Regions from separate parts of the Homo sapiens genome. Here region 2 is linked to region 1. The links are chromatin loops, found by intact Hi-C in ENCODE. Cell type or tissue: natural killer cell. All regions are shown on one strand. Links, peaks and the distances in the headings refer to the core of each region. The heading gives the core; the rest is flanking DNA.

Region 1 (10,628 bases), core at 3,382-5,881:
ACTATGCAGCCAGTTAAAAGGAGCAGTACATTTACTGTATGGATATGTACCTAGATCTTCTATTTTTTCTTTTCTCTTTTTCTTTTTCGATTTTCATTTATTTATTTATTTATTTATTTATTTATTTTTGAGACGGAGTCTCGCACTGTCACCCGGGTTGGTGTGCAGTGGTGTGATCTTGGCTTGCTGCAACCTCTGCATCCCGGGTTCAAGCGATTCTTCTACCTCAGCCTCCCAAGTAGCTAGGATTACAGGTGCCTGCCACCATACCCAGCTAATTTTTTGTATTTTTAGTACAGACAGCGTTTCATCATGTTGGTCAGGCTGGTCTTGAACTCCTGACCTCGTGATCCTCCCGCCTCGTCTTCCCAAAGTGCTGGGATTACCGACGTGAGCCACTGCACCCAGACTCTTTTTTTATTTTATTTATTTATTTTTCTTTTTTTGAGACAAGGTCTTGCTCTGTCACCCAGGCTGGAGTGCGGTGGCACAATCATAGCTCACTTCAGCCTTGACCTCCTGAGATCAAGTGATCCTGCTGCCCCAGCCTCCCAAGTAGCTGGGACTACAGTCACTCACTACCACACCCAGCTAACTTCCCCCCACCCTTTTTTTCTTTCTTTTGTAGAGCTGGGGCTTCACCATGTTGCCCAGGCTGATCTCGAACTCCTGGGCTCGACGGATCCTCCCTACTTGGTCTCCCAGAGTTCTGGGATTACAGGTGTAAGCCACCACGCCCCACCTCTTTTTTTTTTTTTTTTTTTTTAACAGGGTCTTGCTGTCACCCAGGATGGCGTGCAGCAGTGCAATCATGGCTCACTGCAGCCTCGAACTCCTGGCTCAAGCCATCCTCCTGCCTCAGCCTCCCAAGTAGCTGGGACCACAGGTGTATGCCACCACACTTGGCTAAGTTATTTCTTTTTTGTAGAGATGGTGTCTCACTATGTTGCCCAGGTTGGTCTCAAACTCCTGGGCTCAAGTGATCCTCCTGCTTCAGCCCTGCAAAGTGCTGAGATTACAGGCATAAGTCACTGTACCTGACCAGGCCTCTATTTTTTTAATGTAAAAAAAGAGCCAGGCCCAGTGGCTTACGCCTGTCATCCCAGCACTTTGGGGGGCCGAGGCGGGCAGATCACCTGAGGTCAGGTGTTCGAGACCAGCCTGACCAACACAGTGAAACCTCGTCTCTACTAAAAATACAAAATAAGCCAGGTGTAGTGGCGCATACCTGTAATCCCAGCTACTCAGGAGGCTGAGGCAGGAGAATCACTTGAACCCCGGAGGTGGAGGTTGTGGTGAGCTGAGATCGTGCCACTGCACTCCAGCCTGTGCAACAAGAGCAAAACTGCATCTCAAAAAAAGAAGTGCTATGGACCAAATTATGCACCCGTACCCCCTTTTCGTGTGTTGCAGCCCTAACCCTCAATGGAATGGTATTTGGAGATGGGGCCTTTGGGAAGCGATTAGGTCTAGATGAGGTCATGAAGGTGGGAACCTCATGATGGGATTAGTGTCTTTATAGGAAGAGCACACCAGAAAGTGTTCTCTCTTTCTTTTTTCTTTTCTTTTTTTTTTTTTTTTTTTTTTTTGAGACAGGCTGGAATGCAGTGGTGCCATCTCCACTCACTACAACCTCCGCCTTACAGGTTCAAGCAATTCTCCTGCCTCAGCCTCCTGAGTAGCTGGAGTTACAGATGTGTGCCACCACACCCAGCTGATTTTTGTATTTTTAGTAGAGATGGGGTTTCACCATGTTGGCCAGGCTGATCTTGAACTCCTGGCCTCAGTTGATCCACCTGCCTCAGTCTCCCAAAGTGTTGGGATTATAGTCATGAGCTACCTCGCCCGACCTGCTCTCTGTTTCTTTCCCCAACATGTGGGAACACAGTGAGAAAGCGGCTGTCTGCAAGCTCAGAAGAGAGTCCTCACTAGAACACAACCATGCTGACATTCTCTTTTTTTGAGACCATGTCTCGCCCTGTCGCCCAGGCTGGAGTGCAGTGGAGTGATCTCCGCTCACTGCAACCCCTGACTCCTGGGTTCAAGCGATTCTTCTGCCCCAGCCTCCGGAGTAGCTGGGATTACATGCGCATGCCGCCACACCCAGGTAATTTTTTGTATCTTTAGTAGCAACGGGGTTTCACCATGTTGGCCATGCTGGTCTCAGATTCCTGACCTCGTGATCCACCTGCTTCGGCCTCAGTGCTGAGATTACAGGCGCGAGCCACTGCTCCTGGCCTTTTTTTTTTTTTTTTTTTTTTTTTTTTTCCGAGACAGAGTCTCGCTCTGTAATCCAGGCTGAAGTGCAATGTCGCGATCTCAGCTCACTGCAACCTCCACCTTCTGAGTTCAAGCAGTTCTCCTGCCTTAGCCTCCCCAGTAGCTGGGATTACAGGCACCTGCCACCACGCCTAGCTAATTTTTTTTTTGTATTTTTGGTAGAGACAGCTGTTTCACCGTGTTGGCCAGGCTGTTCTCGAACTCCTGATCTCAGGTGATCCGCCTGCCTGGGCCTCCCAAAGTGCTGGGATTACAGGCGTGAGCCACAGTGTCCGGCCCCAGGCTGCCATTCTGATATTGGACTTCCTACCCTCCAGAACGATGCAAAAGTAATTACTGGGACTTAAGCCACCCCATCTAGGGTATTTGTTATGCAGTCCAAGCTGACTAAGAGCAAGACATTACAAAATGTGTGGGTATTGCCAGGCGCTGTGGCTCATGTCTGTAATCCCAGCACTTGGGAGGCCGAGGCAGGTGAATCACTTGAGCTCAGGAGTTTGAGACCAGCCTCAAAAAAAAAAAAATTAGCTGTGTGTGGTTGTGAGCTGTGTTGTGGTTTTGAGCTCTGTGGTTGTGAGCCAGGTGTGGTGTGGGGATATTTGGTCCCAGCTACTACACGGGAGGCTGAGGCAGGAGTAGTATTGCTTGAGCCTGAGAGGTGGAGGCTGCAGTGGGCCATAATTGTGTCAAATGCACTCCAGCCTGGGCAACACAGCAAGACCCTATCTCAAAAACCAAACAAACAAGAAAATGTGTGGGTGTGCAATATTTTTGCAAGATATACTTTTCAAAAAAATTTTTTAGACAGGTCTTGCTGTATCACCCAGGCTGGAGTGCAATTGTACAATCATAGCTCACTGCAGCCTTGACCTCCCAGGCTCAGGCGATCCTCCCACTCCAGCCTCCCCAGTGTCTGGGACCATAGGCATGTGCCACTGTGCCCGGGTGATTTTTTTTTTTTTTTTAGATAGTGTCTCACTCTGTTACTCAGATTGGAGTGCAGTGGCATGATCTCGGCTCCCTGCAACCTCTACTTCCTGGGTTCAAGCAATTCTCATGCCTCAGCCTCCTGAGTAGCTGGGATTACAGGAACCTGCCACAACGCCTGGCTATTTTTTGCATTTTTAGTAGAGACGGGGTTTCACCATGTTGGCTAGGCTTGTATCTAACTCCTGGCCTCAAGTAATCCTCCCGCCTTGGCCTCCCAAAGTGCTGGGATTACAGGCATGAGCCACCATGCCCGGCCCACCTGGGTGATTTTTGAATCATTTCTAGAAACTGGGTCTCCCTATGTTGTGTGGGCCTATCTCCAACTACTGGGCTCAAATGATCCTTCTGCCTCAGCCTCCCAAAATGCTAGGATTACAGGCGTGAGCCAACATGCCCTGCCAAGATATACTGTTAAGTCAACAAAGCAACATGCAGAACAGTGATAAATTTGTACAAAAAGACAGGAGGTGTATTTACATTTCATTTTGGCAAGGTGAATCCACAGACTAGCTCTGGAAGGTCCCCAGGAGTCCCACTGTGATCGCCACAAGGAAGGGGAACTGCGTGCTTTTTTTTTTTTCTTGAGATGGAGTTTCATTCTTTTTGCCGAGGCTGAAGAGCAATGGCATGAGCTCGGCTCACTGCAACCTCTGCCTCTTGGGTTCACGTGATTCTCCTGCCTTGGCCTCCCAAGTAGCTGGGATTACGGGTGCACGCCACCATGCCCGGCTAATTTTGTATTTTAAGTAGAGACGGGGTTTCCCCATGATGGCCAGACTGGTCTCAAACTCCTGACCTCAGGTGATCCGCCCGCCTCGGCCTCCCAAAGTGCTGGGATTACAGGTATGAGTCCACTGCGCCTGGCTGAACTGGATGCTTTTTAAATTTTCTAGAAAACTCATAAGCAAGTGTGCCTGTGTTCCAACTGGTTGGTTTCCCGTGTGTGTGGCCTCCAGGGGCACTCTGAACGTGGCCAGCAGGGACTTGGGGTCCCCCCAGTCTGGGACACCTGTCCCCAAAACACCGCTTTTTTTGAGGTTGCCTGCAGTTCCAAGGTTTCCCGGAAGGTGGAGCGCTGCAGTCTGAACCCGAAGCCAGACGCCCCCCAACCCGGCCCCAGGGCCCATCCAGCCGTTCAGGGGTCAAGAATGCGCCTGGGGACATGCCGGGGGCAGGGGCCAGCACGTCTGGAGCCTTTTATGGGCACAAACGGCGCCCTGGCATCGTTCCAACCATGAATGCAGACCCCCGTGGGAGGGACTGTTGGCATAGCCTTGCCAGACCCATCTGGAGGGGTCAGATACCAAGCCAGTGCCTCCTGGGGCCTGAAGCTTAAGCTAATGTCCTGGCTCAGACACTGAGACAAGGTAGTCACTGTCTGGAATTTCCTCATCTGTCTAATGGGGATTAGGAAACCTACCTTGCAAAGTTGCTATAAGGCTGAAAAATAGGTGTGTCCCAGAACTGTGCAGAAAACTAGCCAGACAAAATGAACTCTTACTTTAGGCCGGGTGTGGAGGCTCACACCTGTATCCCAGCACTTCGTTGTTGTTGTTGTTGTTGTTATTGTTATTTTGTTTTCTGAGATGGAGTCTTGCTCGGTCGCCCAGGCTGGAGTGCAGTGGCGCGATCTCAACTTACTGCAACCTCCAGCCTCCTGGGTTCAAGTGATTCTCCCTCCTCAGCCTCCCGAGTAGCTCGGACTACAGGCGCGCGGCACCATGCCCGGCTAATTTTTTTTTTTTTTTTTGTATTTTTATTAGAGGCGGAGTTTCACCATGTTGGCCAGGCTGGTCTCGAGCTCCTGACCTCTAGAGATCCGCCTGCCTCGGCTTCCCAAAGTGCTGGGATTACAGGTGTGAGTCACCGTGCCTGGCCTTTATCCCAGCACTTTGGGAGGCCAAGGTGGGTTGCTTGAGCCCAGGAGTTTGAGACCAGCCTGGGCAACGTGGTGAGAAATCATCTCTAAAAAAAAATTCAAAACATGTTTGGTGTGGTGCTCCAGTAGCCCCAGCTACTCGGGTTGGGGGCTGAGGCAAGAGGATCACTTGAGCACAGGAGTTCAGGAGGATCACTTGAGGCTGCAGTGAGCTGGGATTATGCCAGTGTACTCCAGGCTGGGCGACAGAGCAAGATCCTATCTCAAAAAGAAACCAAAAAACGGCCGGGCACAGTGGCTCTACCTGTAATCCCAGCACTTTGGGAGGCTGAGGCGGGCAGATCACGAGGTCAGGAGTTTAAGACCAGCCTGATCAATATGTGAAACCCCATCTCTACTAAAAATACAAAAACTAGCCAGGTGTGGTGGCGGTGCCTGTAATCCCAGCTACTCGGGAGGCTGAGGCAGGAGAATCGCCTGAACCCAGGAGGCGGAGGTTGTAGTGAGCCAAGATTGCAGCACTGCACTCCAGCCTGGTGACGGAGTGAGACTTCATCTCAAAAAAAAAAAAAAGGCCAGGCGCAGTGGCTCACACCTGTTATCCCAGCACTTTGGGAGGCCGAGGTGGGCGGATCACAAGGTCAGGAGATCAAGACCATCCTGGCTAACACTGTGAAACCCCATCTCTACTAAAAATACAAAAAAATTAGCCATGCTTGGTGGCGGGCACCTGTAGTCCCAGCTACTTGGGAAGCTGAGGCAGGAGAATGGCGTGAACCTGGGAGGTGGAGCTTACAGTGAGCCGAGATTGCGCCACTGCACTCCAGCCTGGGTGATAGAGTGAGCCTCCATCTCAAAAAAAAAAAAAAAAGAGAAACCAAAAAACCTCTTATGTTTTCCTAAAAGACATGATTTCATCACACAGGCTGGAGTTCAGTTATGCAAAAATAGCTCACTGCAGCCCCTGAGCTCCTGGGTTCTGGAAATCCTCCTTCTTCAGCCTCCCCAGTAGCTGTGACTATAGGCATGCGTAACCACAACTGCCTAATTTTTAAAATTTTTTGTAGAGATGGGGTCTCACTATGTTGACCAGGCTGGTCTCAAACTCCCAGCCTCAATCGATCCTTCTGCCTCAGCCTCCCAAAGTGTTGGGATTACAGGCATGAGCCACTGTGTCTGGCCTTATTTTGTTATCCTTTTTTTTTTTTTTTTTTTTTTAGACCGAGTCTCACTTTGTTACCCAGGCTGGAGTGCAGCTCTTTGCAACCTCCGCCTCCCAGTTTCAAGGGATTCTCCTGCCTCAGCCTCCCGAGTAGCTGGAACTATATGCGTAAGCCATCACACTTGGCTAATTTTGGTATTTTTAGTAGAGATGGGGTTTCACCATGTTGGCCAAACTGGTCTCAAACTCCTGACATCAGGTGATCTGCCCACCTCTGCCTCCCAAAGTGCTGGGGTTAGAGGCATGAGTCACGGCACCCAGCCTATTATTATTATTTCTTTTAATGAAGGATCTGAAACTGCATTTGAAGAAATTTTATTAACTGGGCATGGTGGTGCATGCCTGTAGTCCCAGCTACTAGGGAGGCTGAAGCAGGAACTCCAGGCTTGATCCCAGGAGTTCCAGGCTGCAGTGAGCTATAATTGTGCCCATTGCACTCCAGCCTGGGTGACAGAGCACAAGATCCCAACTCAAAAAAAAAAAAAAGAAAGAAAGAAAGAAAAGAAAAATAAAAAAGAAATTTTATTACCAGATAGGATTTGGCTGAGTCTCCCAGAGTCAAATTTGGGGGTGCCCCACCCTTGGCATTGTCCTTGATAACTTTATTCCACTCTTACACTCAATTCCTCAGTAATTCTGTCTGCTGCCTCTAAAATCTATCTAGAATCCACGGGGTCTGGGCTTAGCTGGAATCTCCATCATTGTTCCTGTGGCTCAGTGCAGCCCCCCTTCACCTTCTCTGGTTTTCAACCTCCCATGGAGGCCACAAGACACCTGTGATCACCTGAATTAGGGCAAGTCCCTCTTCTGCTTAGAAGCTTCTATGGCTCCCACCTCACTCAGAGCAAAAGCGAAGTCCTCTATATCACCCACAAGGTCCTTCGGGAACTACTCCTTCAGCTCCTTGTCTCCTCCCATTCTCCCCCTCCGTCCCTGCTCCAGGCACACCAGCATCGCTGCATTTCTTAGAACACATGGGCACATTTCAGCCTCAGGGCCTTTGCGCATGCCATTCCCTCATCCTGAAATGCTTTTCTTTTGGTCTTCCCAGGACAGAGGTCTCAGCTCACATCACAAGTCACTACCTCTGCAGAGAGGTCTTCCCTGACCACCATCACCATCTCTGTCGTTTGTCACTGGAATCATCTCCATTATTTCATCACCGAGTTCTTTTCTGTGTTCCCAAGCAGAACGTCAATTCCACGAGGGCACAGATTTTTTGTCTGTTTGTTCACATTGTGGGGTGTCGCTGCATAAATACATTTCCCCTGCATCTTTTCCGACTGCACCTTTGGCTGCATTTCCTACAAATTCCTTTATGTAAAAAGAACAAGTCTGTAAAACTTGGGAAGACAGTCGTGGGCCGAGGGTGTCAGTCTGCAGCCGGTTCTGATACCAGAGTCCGGGCGGCTGTGGGTGCACCGGGGCTGCCTGTGGAGCCGCTGGTGTCCAGCCCGTCGCGCTGGGGCGATGAGCGCTCCGAGCCGCTGAAGCTCCCATCAAGGCCCGGGGGCAGGCAGCGGCGCAGGCCCCCGGAAGCCTCAGCCGCGCTCGCCGACTGCTGGGAGCCACTCGGGTCTCTGCCGCAGGAGTGGCGTCCGCAGCAGACCAGGCGCAGGAGCGCGTGGCGCAGGTCGCGGTTGGTGAGCGTGTAGATGATGGGGTTCAGAAGTGAGTTGGCCATGGCCAGTCCCAGGAAGGGATCGGCCTGCAGGAGTACAGGACAGGTGCGCGCCGGGCACGCCACGTCGAGCAACAGCAGCAGGAAGAGGGGGCCCCAACATGCCACAAAGGCCAGGAGCACCACGCTGAGCGTGCGCAGCAAGGCCAGCGAGCGCGGCTTGCGACGCGCCCGGGTCGAGGTGGTCCCCGCAGTCCCGGGCCGTGCCGGCAGGCGCCGCGCGTTGGCGCGTACCTGGCAGTAGATGCGCGCGTAGAGTGCACAGATAGCGGCCAGGATGCCCACGAAGGCGAGCACGCAGAAGAGCACGTAGGCCTTGGCGTAGAGCGGCAAGACAGTGGAGCAAGCGTCCAGGCGACCCAGGCAATTCCAGCCCAGCGCTGGCAGGAGCCCGAGGAGCAGCGACACGCCCCAGGCCGCGGCTGCCATCGCCAGCGTGCGCCCCCGACTGGAGACGGGCGCGGGCCCCCTGCGCGCCATGGTGAGGCTGCGCTCCAGCGCGATGGCCAGGAGGCTCAGCACGGACGCAGTGAGTGCCACGAAGACGCCTCCCTCCCGTGCGAACCAGAGCGCGGGGGACAGTTTCAGCGTGAGCGGCCCCGACAGTAGGATGTTGGCGGCGTAGGCGGCGCCTGCCAGCAGATCCGACAACGTGAGGCTGCCCAGGAGCAGGAACATGGGAGCGTGGAAGCGCGGGTGGCGTCCGAGCACCAACAACACGGCTAGATTCTCTAGCACGATGAAGGCGCACACCGCCAGGCACACCACGGCGTCGGCGCGCAGGCCGGCACCCGGCTGGTAGCGCGCACCGCGGAGCTTGCCGGTGTAGTTGTAATGCAGGACGATGACCTCGCTCACCGGCGCCGGCCGCAGCAGCCCCGACTCCATGGGCCGCGCGCCCCAAGGCTGTTGGAGAGGCAAGATACGGTGTCAGGCCGCGGTCCCCGTAAGCACGCTCGCAGCAGCCGGCTAAGTCGTGGGAAAGGGGCCCTACCCACTGACCATCACCCCCTATACATGGTGTCCAAGGGGGAGTTCAGGATGGAGGGATAGAGTCCGTGGAGACAGACATACACACAAATAATATCACGAGGGAACAAGGTGACATAGTCCCAAAAAAAGGGACATTAATAACACATGAATGGCTGGGCGCGGTGGTTCACACATGGCTGGGCGCGGTGGCTCAGGCCTGTAATCCCCGCCTGTAATCCCCCCAGGCTCAGGCCTGAGGCAGTGGCTCAGGCCTGGGAGGCCAAGGGGGGCAGATCACGAGGTCAGGAGATCGAGACCATCCTGGCTAACACGGTGAACCCCTCCGTCTCTGCTAAAAACACAAAAAATTAGCCAGGCATGGTGGCACGTGCCTGTAGTCCCAGCTACTCCAGAGGCTGAGGCAGAAGAATCATTTGAACCCAGGAGGCGGAGGTTGCAGTGAGCCGAGATCGCATCACTGCACTCCAACCTAGGTGGCAGAGCGAGACTCTGTCTCAAAACACCCCCCCTCCCCACCAAACACACACACGGCTGGGTGTGGTGGCTCACTCCTGTAATTCCAGCACTTTGGGAGGCTGAGGCGGGAGGATTGTTTGAGGCCCAGGAGTTCGAGATTAGCCTGGACAACATAGGAGAACCCCGTTTCTACAAAAATTAGCCGGGACGTGTTGGTGTATGCCTATAGTCCAAGCTACTCAGTGGAGTCCCAGCTGAGGTGAGAGGATCACTTGAGCCCGCGGGGTCAAGGCTGCAGTCAGTGAGCATTGATTGTGCCACTGTACTCCAGCCAGGACAACAGAGCAAGACTTTGTCTCAAACACACACACACAAACACACAAGCAGGGAGTTCCAGAGACGTAACAGTAAACACACAGAACGCACACAAACGCAACACACACAGAAAGAGACACACAAATACAGCGACACACTACAAGGGCAAAACACACAGTCACACACTATCAGGGAAACTAAAAAATACATCATACAGGAACAGAGTGACGCAGGCAGAAAAACACAGCGACCAAAATTCAGTCACACGAATACAGGGTCTCCCACCCAGTGGCACAGGCCACAATTTCACAACCTCCACTCACACTAGCCTGGGGCCCAGTGCACCACACTCCACACTCTTGTCTCACTGCATACAAAGCTTTTTCCTGCCAAAACCCCCTCATCCACCCAAAACCCCATGAGAAAGTTGCTCCTTGGCCAGGCACAGTGGCTTTCGCCTGTAATCCCAGCACTTTGGGAGGCCGAGGTGGGAGTATCACTTGAGCCCAGGAGTTCGACACCAGCTTGGGCAACATACTAAGACTTCATCTCTACAAAAAAATTTAAAAATTAGCCAGGTGTGGTGTTATGCCCCTATAGTCCCAGCTACTCAAGAGACTGAGGCGGGAGGATCACTTGAGCCTGGGAGGCCGAGGCTGCAGTGAGCCATGATCGCACCCCTGCTCTCCAGCCTGGGTGACAAGAGAGAAACTCCGTCTCAAAAAAAAAAAAAAAAAAAAAAGTTGATCCTATTCACTCATTTTACTAAGGCAGAGCCTGAGGACAGGAGAGAGAATCCACAAGAGGCAAAC
Region 2 (8,768 bases), core at 2,124-4,623, 220 kb before region 1:
AGCTGGTCTGCAACGTCACCCTGGGGGGCGAAAACCGGGAGACCCGGGAGAACGTGACCATCTACAGTAAGGAAGGAGGCGGGGTCTCCGCGGCTCCGAGGTGGGACCAGAGGAATGCGAAGGCGGGGCGAAGAGTGGGCGGGACCTCAGTACCGGAACAGGCGTGGCCCGAGGGGCGGGGCAGGTGGGGGCGGAGACGTAATCGCTGGGGAGGAGGAGCCTGTACAGCCTGAGAGGCGGGGCGCCGTACCCTAGTTCGTTCTCAGCACCCCGAGGATTCGGGCAGATAAGGGGCGGGCCTTGACCGGAGGGAGGGGTATGGTCAGTATACTACGACCAAATGCTCCGCCCCCAGGCTTCCCGGCACCACTCCTGACCCTGAGCGAACCCAGCGTCTCCGAGGGGCAGATGGTGACAGTAACCTGCGCAGCTGGGGCCCAAGCTCTGGTCACACTGGAGGGAGTTCCAGCCGCGGTCCCGGGGCAGCCCGCCCAGCTTCAGCTAAATGCCACCGAGAACGACGACAGACGCAGCTTCTTCTGCGACGCCACCCTCGATGTGGACGGGGAGACCCTGATCAAGAACAGGAGCGCAGAGCTTCGTGTCCTATGTGAGTTGGTGATAACCCCTCGCCCCCCACCTTCTGGTGACTTCCAAGGACCCGCCTGCTCCCTCACCGTGTCGTGGAGGCGGAGCCATTTCTTACGTCTAAGCCTCTGTAACCCCACGCCCTGCCCGCAGACGCTCCCCGGCTAGACGATTCGGACTGCCCCAGGAGTTGGACGTGGCCCGAGGGCCCAGAGCAGACGCTGCGCTGCGAGGCCCGCGGGAACCCAGAACCCTCAGTGCACTGTGCGCGCTCCGACGGCGGGGCCGTGCTGGCTCTGGGCCTGCTGGGTCCAGTCACTCGGGCGCTCTCAGGCACTTACCGCTGCAAGGCGGCCAATGATCAAGGCGAGGCGGTCAAGGACGTAACGCTAACGGTGGAGTGTGAGTGGGGGTGCGCAGGGTGCATTTCTATCTGGTTCAAGGTCTGGAGGGTGGCCAGCCTCCAGGGAAGAGTAGGAGTAGGGTATGAGGTGTCCCTTTGGGTGAGGTTTTGGGAAAGGGAAGAGGCTGGTTAGTGGGGTTGGAGAAAGATCTTGGAGGATGGAAGGGACCGGGTGGGCGTGCCCCTAGCCTAGGGCGTGGTATTTGGGCGGAGTCGTGGAAAGGCGGGCAGTCCAGAGTGTTTAAGTTTTTAGACGAAAAAGGCGCCACTGGTGGCTCAGGAAGCTCCCAGACAGAGTGCATGCCTCGACTAGCGTGACACCTCCTTGGATCGGCGTCCAAGGGTTATGCAGGGACAACACTTCGTGGAAGCCTTGCCGCGCCAAGGAGGGTCTAGGGACGTCAGATTTGCCCCCAAACCCCAAAGCCAACAATACACTCCCTCCTCCAGACGCACCAGCGCTGGACAGCGTGGGCTGCCCAGAACGCATTACTTGGCTGGAGGGAACAGAAGCCTCGCTGAGCTGTGTGGCGCACGGGGTACCGCCGCCTGATGTGATCTGCGTGCGCTCTGGAGAACTCGGGGCCGTCATCGAGGGGCTGTTGCGTGTGGCCCGGGAGCATGCGGGCACTTACCGCTGCGAAGCCACCAACCCTCGGGGCTCTGCGGCCAAAAATGTGGCCGTCACGGTGGAATGTGAGTAGGGGCACCGCGGAGTTAGGCAGGATCTGTGGGACAACCCCGGCTGGACTTCCTGGCCCCCGTGTGAGCCCCTGCAATCCTGTTTCCCAGATGGCCCCAGGTTTGAGGAGCCGAGCTGCCCCAGCAATTGGACATGGGTGGAAGGATCTGGGCGCCTGTTTTCCTGTGAGGTCGATGGGAAGCCACAGCCAAGCGTGAAGTGCGTGGGCTCCGGGGGCGCCACTGAGGGGGTGCTGCTGCCGCTGGCACCCCCAGACCCTAGTCCCAGAGCTCCCAGAATCCCTAGAGTCCTGGCACCCGGTATCTACGTCTGCAACGCCACCAACCGCCACGGCTCCGTGGCCAAAACAGTCGTCGTGAGCGCGGAGTGTGAGCGAGGCCCAGGCGGGTAGGGAGCAGGGGTGCCCCACGGTCCAGGCACTCCCTGACATCCCCCATGGCTGCTTTGCAGCGCCACCGGAGATGGATGAATCTACCTGCCCAAGTCACCAGACGTGGCTGGAAGGGGCTGAGGCTTCCGCGCTGGCCTGCGCCGCCCGGGGTCGCCCTTCCCCAGGAGTGCGCTGCTCTCGGGAAGGCATCCCATGGCCTGAGCAGCAGCGCGTGTCCCGAGAGGACGCGGGCACTTACCACTGTGTGGCCACCAATGCGCATGGCACGGACTCCCGGACCGTCACTGTGGGCGTGGAATGTGAGTGGGGGCAGCACCGGATGGAGGGGACACGGTCCTCGGAAGAATGACTCGCAGCGGTGGGAGCATTCAAGGGCACCTCTCCCAATCCCATTCTCGGGGACAGGGAATTCCAGCCTAAACCAGGGGGTAATGAAAATTCTAGCCAGGCGCAGTGGCTCAGGTCTGTAATCCCAACACTTTGGAAGGTTGAGGCGGATGAATCACTTGAGGCCAGGAGTTCGAGACCAGCCCGGCCAACATGGCGAAAACCCGTCTCTACAAAAATTAGCCGGTCGTGGTGGTGGGCGCCTGTGGTCCCAGCTACTTGGGAGGCTGAGGCAGGAGAATCGCTTGAGCCTGGGAGGCAGAGGTTGCAGGGAGCCGAGATCCCGCCACTGCACTCCAGCCTGGGCAACAGAGTGAGACTCTTTCTTAGAAAAACAGAAAAAGAAAATTATAGGGAATAGGAGCACGGCCCTCCTCAAATCCTGGATTAGAACACTGACCTGGGCTTCACCTCCTTCCATTCGGTGAAGAAGGGCGAGGAATTTTAGCCGCAACAGCAGCCTGATTGTCGGGGAAGGAGGCTCTGATAGGAGGCAGGATCCTCTTCTGCCCATCAGAGGCGCGGTGGTCTCCCATCGATCGTTGTGGGCCGGAGCAGGGCATTTGATCAGTGGCTGGGCCGGCGCTAAGCCCCACTTCACCTTCTGTGCCCTTCAGACCGGCCAGTGGTGGCCGAACTTGCTGCCTCGCCCCCTGGAGGCGTGCGCCCAGGAGGAAACTTCACGTTGACCTGCCGCGCGGAGGCCTGGCCTCCAGCCCAGATCAGCTGGCGCGCGCCCCCGGGGGCCCTCAACATCGGCCTGTCGAGCAACAACAGCACACTGAGCGTGGCAGGCGCCATGGGAAGCCACGGCGGCGAGTACGAGTGCGCAGCCACCAACGCGCACGGGCGCCACGCGCGGCGCATCACGGTGCGCGTGGCCGGTAAGTGGCAGCTGGGGAGAGGCGGGGCGAGGTATCTGAGAGGGGGCGTGACCTGGGTCTTGGGGCGGCCGGCCCCGCCTGCCTCCCTCTCGGTCCCGGTAGACTAGACGGAAGTGGGACAGAGTAGAAGTCAAAGGTGCCTTAGCGGGTGGGGCTGTTGATCGCACTTTGAGGGGTGGGAGATGGAGGTGGCAGGGGGACTGAATTCAAGGGGAGGGACCCTCCGGGGCTGTCACTGCTGCAGGAAAGGACTTTAAAACTTGGGCTGGATTCTGCGTGGTGGAAACTTGACCCAATTCACAATCCACTGTGGGGAAGATTGGGGAGGGACCAAAGTCATTGGATGTTGGAGGGAGAGAGGGGTCAAGATCGCCTTCTCTCACTTCCTGAAGCTCCTGGGGCTGGGTTCTCTCTGGGGTCGGGGGAACCTGACCTGGTCCTGCCGGTCCTCATTTTTTGGGGGATGGGGAGAGTTGACTTGTCGCCAGGGGGCTAAGTGTGGTCACGGGTTTATATCCCCATGGGCTGAAGTGCGATATAAATCGGGACTCGGGTCGCCCTGGCACTGGGAGTGGCCTTATTGCATGGGTTGTCTCCCTTCTCCCAAGGCCAGACAGTGAGCTCCCCGGGGCATGAGGACTGACTTCGTGCCTGTGGGAGTGCGGGGGGCGGTGGGAGAAGCCCCCCGGAGCTTGGCCACCCTCCGCGAGGGTCTCCACCCCGCAGGTCCGTGGCTATGGGTCGCCGTGGGCGGCGCGGCGGGGGGCGCGGCGCTGCTGGCCGCGGGGGCCGGCCTGGCCTTCTACGTGCAGTCCACCGCCTGCAAGAAGGGCGAGTACAACGTGCAGGAGGCCGAGAGCTCAGGCGAGGCCGTGTGTCTGAACGGAGCGGGCGGCGGCGCTGGCGGGGCGGCAGGCGCGGAGGGCGGACCCGAGGCGGCGGGGGGCGCGGCCGAGTCGCCGGCGGAGGGCGAGGTCTTCGCCATACAGCTGACATCGGCGTGAGCCCGCTCCCCTCTCCCCGCGGGCCGGGGGACGCCCCCCAGACTCACACGGGGGCTTATTTATTGCTTTATTTATTTACTTATTCATTTATTTATGTATTCAACTCCAAGGGCGTCACCCCCATTTTCTACCCATCCCCTCAATAAAGTTTTTATAAAGGAACTCCCTGTCTCCGCTTCTGTTTCTGCAAGGTGGAACAAGCCCAGGGTTCCAGTCGTGACCTCCCGAGTTATTCATTCAAAAAGCGATTTTTGAGAGGGCCTGGGGTGGTGGCTTAGGCCTGTAATCCCAGGACTTGTGGGAGGCCCAGGTGGGAGGATCCCTTGCACCCAAGAGTTTCAGACCAGCCTGGGCAACATAGGGAGACCCTACAAAAAATATTTTTCAAAAATTAGCCAAGGCCGGTCGCGGTGGCTCATGCGTGTAATCCCAGGACTTTGGAAGGCCGAGGCGGCCAGATCACGAGGTCGAGGTCATGAGATCGAGACCATCCTGGCCAATATGGTGAAACCCTGTCTCTACTAAAAATACAAAAATTAGCTGGGCATGGTGGTGCGCGCCTGTAGTCCCAGCTATTCGGGAGGCTGAGGCAGGAGAATCGCTTTAACCCCGGAGGCAGAGGTTGCAGTGAGCCGAGATCGTGCCACTGAACTCCAGCCTGGCGACAGAGCGAGATTCCGTCTTAAAAAAAAAACCAGGCGTGGTGGCTCACGCCTGTAATCCCAGCACTTTGGGAGGCCGAGGCGGGCGGATCACGAGGTCGGGAGATCGAGACCATCCTCGCTAACACGGTGAAACCCCGTCTCTACTAAAAATACAAAAAAAAAAAAAAAAAAAAAATTAGCCGAGCGTGGTGGCGGGCGCCTGTAGTCCCAGCTACTCAGGAGGCTGAGGCAGGAGAATGGCATGAACCCGGGGAGCAGAGCTTGCAGTGAGCCGAGATCGCGCCACTGCACTCCACCCTGGCAGACAGCAAGACTCCGTCTCAAAAAAAAAAAAAAAAATTAGCCAGGGCCGAGCACAGTACTCTCGCTTGAATCCCAGAACTTTGGGAAACTAAGGCGGGGGGGGGGGGTCACTTGAGGTCAGGAGTTCGAGACCACCCTGGCCAACGTGGTGAAACACCTTCTCTACCAAAAATACAAAAAAATTAAGGCCGGGTGAAGTGGCTCACGTCTGTAATCCCAGCACTTTGCGAGGCTGAGGCGGGCGGATCATGGGGTTAGAAGATCAAGACTGTCCTGGCTAACATGGTGAAACCCCGTCACTACTAAAAACACAAAAATTAGCCGGGCGTGGTGGCACATGCCTGTAGTCCCAGCTACTCAAGAGGCTGAGGCAGGAGAATCGCTTTAACCCCGGAGGCAGAGGTTGCAGTGAGCCAAGATCGCACCACTGCACTCCAGCCTGGGCAATAGAGCGAGACTCTGTCTCAAAAAAAAACCAAAAACAAAAACAAAAAAATACAAAAATTTAGCTGGGCTGTAGTGGCACACGCCCTGTAATCCCAGCTACTCGTGAGGCTGAGGCAGGAGAATTGCTAGAACCCGGGAGGTAGAGATCTTGCCATTGCACTCCAGCCTGGGCAACAGAACTAGACTCTGTCTCAAAAAAAAAAAAAAAAAAAAAAAAGTGTTTTTTGAGGGGGCTGGGCATGGTGGCTCAAGCCTGTAATCCCAGGACTTTTGGGAGGCCCAGGTGGGAGGATCCCTTGTGCCCACGAGTTTCAGACCAGCCTGGGCAACATAGCGAGACCCTACAAAAAAACATGTTTCAAAAAAAAATTTTTTTTTTTGAGATGGAGTCTCGCTCTGTCGCCCAGGCTGGACAGCAGTGGCACTATCTCTGCTCACTGCAAGCTCCGTCTCCCGGGTTCATGCCATTCTCCTGCCTCAGCCTCCCAAGTAGCTGGGATTACAGGCGCCTGCCACCACACCCAGCTAATTTTTTTTTGTATTTTTAGTAGAGATGGGATTTCACCGTGTTCGCCAGGATGGTCTCTATTCCTGACCTCGAGATCCACCCGCCTCAGCCTCCCAAAGTGCTGGGATTACAGGCGTGAGCCACCGCGCCCGGCCTCAAAAAAAAAATTTTTTTTTTGAGATGGAGTCTTGCTCTGTCACCCAGGCTGGAGTGCTGTGGTGTGATCTTGGCTCACTGCAACCTCTGCCTCCTGGGTTCAAGCAATTCCCCTGCCTTGGCTTCCCAAATAGCTGGGACTATAGGCATGCACCACCACACCCAGCTAATTTTTGTATTTTTAGTAGAGACAGGGTTTCACCATGTTGGCCAGGCTGGTCTCGAACTCCTGACCTAAGGTGATCCACCTGCCTCGGTCTCCCAAAGTGCTGGGATTACAGCTGTAAGCCACCATGCCTGGTGTATTTTTCAAAAATTAGCCAGACATGGTGGTGCATGCCTGTAGTCCCAGCTACTTGGGAGGCTGAGGCAGGAGGATCCTTTGAGCCTAGGAGGTCAAAGCCACTTCCAGCTATGATATCGTCATTGTGCTCCAGCCCAGGTGACAGAACCAGACCCTGTCTCTAAAAACAAACAACGAAAAAATCCAAAAACTTTTTTTGAACACCTACTATGCATCAGGCACAATCTAAGCTGTCTTTTTCTTTTTCTTTTTTTTTTTTTTTTGAGACGGAGTCTCTCTGTCGCCCAGGCTGGAGTGCAGTGGTGTAATCTCAGCTCACTGCAAGCTCTGCCTCCCACGTTCAAGCGATTTTCCTGCCTCAGCCTCCTGAGTAGCTGGGATTACAGGCGCGCGCCACCACTACGCCCGGCTAATTTTTGTATTTTTAGTAGAGACAGGGTTTCACCATGTTGGTCAGGCTAGTCTGGAACTACTGACCTCGTGATTCACCTGCCTCGGTCTCCCAACGTGCTGGAATTACAAGCCTGAGCCACTGTGCCTGGCCCGGCTGGCTGTCTTTTCTCAGTGTGACCTAGAGCTCGTCCTCTCTCAGTGCCTGTTTTCTGCTCTCTTCACACCCTTGGGCAGGGGTGGGGGCCTCACTCCTTCCTCCTACTTATCTCTTCCACCCAGCACTGCCCTCTGATCCGGGTCACTCTTGGAGGTGGGGGCTAGGTGCTTCCCCCAGGCCTGGTTACCGGCAGAGCTGAGGCCGCCTTGCCAGGGTGGGTGGAGGCCCTCTCCGTTGTGCCCCTGCCCTGAGACTTCGGTGAGACCTTCCTGGGCAGGCACTGGCTGATGCTATGGGTGTCAGCCCTTAGCATGTCCTCCCTGTTAAAGGGGGCACCCCTGCCCCGCCCTCAATGCCTCCTTTGTCCTGTGTCCACCCACAGTGCTTCAGTTTACCCCCACCCTGCCTTTCCACTCAGCCCATCATGATTCAGAACAGACACACACAGGGTATCCGCTGCAACCCCCACTACACGGCACCTTCCCCCCTCATCCCCAACAGCATAAGGCACAGCAGCTGGGCCTCCTCCCCACAGCCTCCTCCTCTGCCCCTCCTCCCTCAAAAGCAGGAACACGGAGCCCTAGAGAAGGAAGCCAGTCCCATGCAAACATGTAATGAGCAAAGATGAGACGGGGAAATGGCACAAGAGGGCAGGCCAGTGCTCGGTGCTGGAGCCAGGGGCCAGGTATAACACCCAAAAAGGCACCAGCCAGGTGCAGTCCCTGCCACTAACAGCACCTCACCTTTTCTGCCTGTGCCCTCCCTACTTAATGATCTCTCTCCGCTCCTACTGACCTCAAGGTCTCTTTCAGAGCCTTCAGATGAGATATTTATTTTAGTAGGTTGGTGCAAAAGTAATTGCTGTTTTTGCCATTGAAAGTAATGGCAGGCAGGGCATGGTGGCTCACGCCTGTAATCCCAGCACTTTGGGAGGCCGAGGTGGGCAGATCACGAGGTCAGGAGTTCAAGACCAGCCTGGCTAACATGGTGAAACCCTGTCTCTACTAACAATACAAAAAAAATTAGCCGGACATGGTGGCACACCCCTGTAGTCTCAGCTACTTGGGAGGCTGAGGCAGGAGAACTGCTTGAACCCTGAAGCGGAGGCTGCAGTGAGCTGAAATCACGCCACTGCACTCCAGCCTGGGCCACAGAGTGAGACTGTCTCAGAGGAAAAAAAAAAAAAAAAAGTAATGGCAAAAACTGCAATTACTTTTTCTTTTTCTTTCTGTTTTTTTTTTTGTTTGTTTGTTTGTTTGTTTGTTTGTTTGAGACGGAGTCTCACTGTGTGGCCCAGGCTGGAGTGCAGTGGCGCAATCTTGGCTTACTGCAGCCTCCGCCTCCCAGGTTCAAGTGATTCTCTCCTGCCTCAGCCTCCCAATAGGATTACAGGCACCCACCACTATGCCTGGCTAATTTTTGTATCTTTAGCAGAGATGGGGTTTCACCATGTTTGCCAGGCTGGTCTCGAACTC

The links. Hi-C counts contacts between places; a loop is a spot of excess contacts. Peaks named below come from ENCODE experiments on the same cell type or tissue, not always from the same donor. Only the 100,000 strongest peaks of a DNase experiment are listed, where the experiment ranks them.
Region 2: it touches region 1 in a loop (6-fold over the local background); 2 of 110 quality-filtered maps call a loop at or near these places.

Annotation. Positions count from the first base shown.
Region 1 is chr19:10,506,072-10,516,699 of GRCh38, forward strand. S1PR5 (sphingosine-1-phosphate receptor 5) reads right to left here. Exons shown (of 2, transcript NM_030760.5): 2 at 6,671-8,958. The coding sequence starts at 8,940. The coding sequence ends at 7,744. Among named protein-coding and RNA genes, the nearest start is that of S1PR5, 6.1 kb to the right of the region's middle. RefSeq lists enhancers at 8,666-9,259, 9,260-9,853. In natural killer cell, for the core only: CTCF peaks have their summits at 4,347 and 4,547; a DNase peak (open chromatin) is centred at 4,330; H3K27ac peaks cover 1,797 bases.
Region 2 is chr19:10,292,257-10,301,024 of GRCh38, forward strand. It overlaps ICAM5 (intercellular adhesion molecule 5), which reads left to right. Exons shown (of 11, transcript NM_003259.4): 4 at 1-66; 5 at 356-610; 6 at 742-990; 7 at 1,442-1,687; 8 at 1,784-2,062; 9 at 2,145-2,384; 10 at 3,090-3,356; 11 at 4,083-4,522. The coding sequence ends at 4,360. Among named protein-coding and RNA genes, the nearest start is that of ICAM5, 6.7 kb to the left of the region's middle. RefSeq lists enhancers at 1-543, 7,378-7,627, silencers at 171-270, 7,307-7,471 and a cis regulatory region at 7,186-8,018. In natural killer cell, for the core only: no CTCF peak of the experiment used is centred there; a DNase peak (open chromatin) is centred at 3,385; H3K4me3 peaks cover 1,042 bases; H3K27me3 peaks cover 728 bases.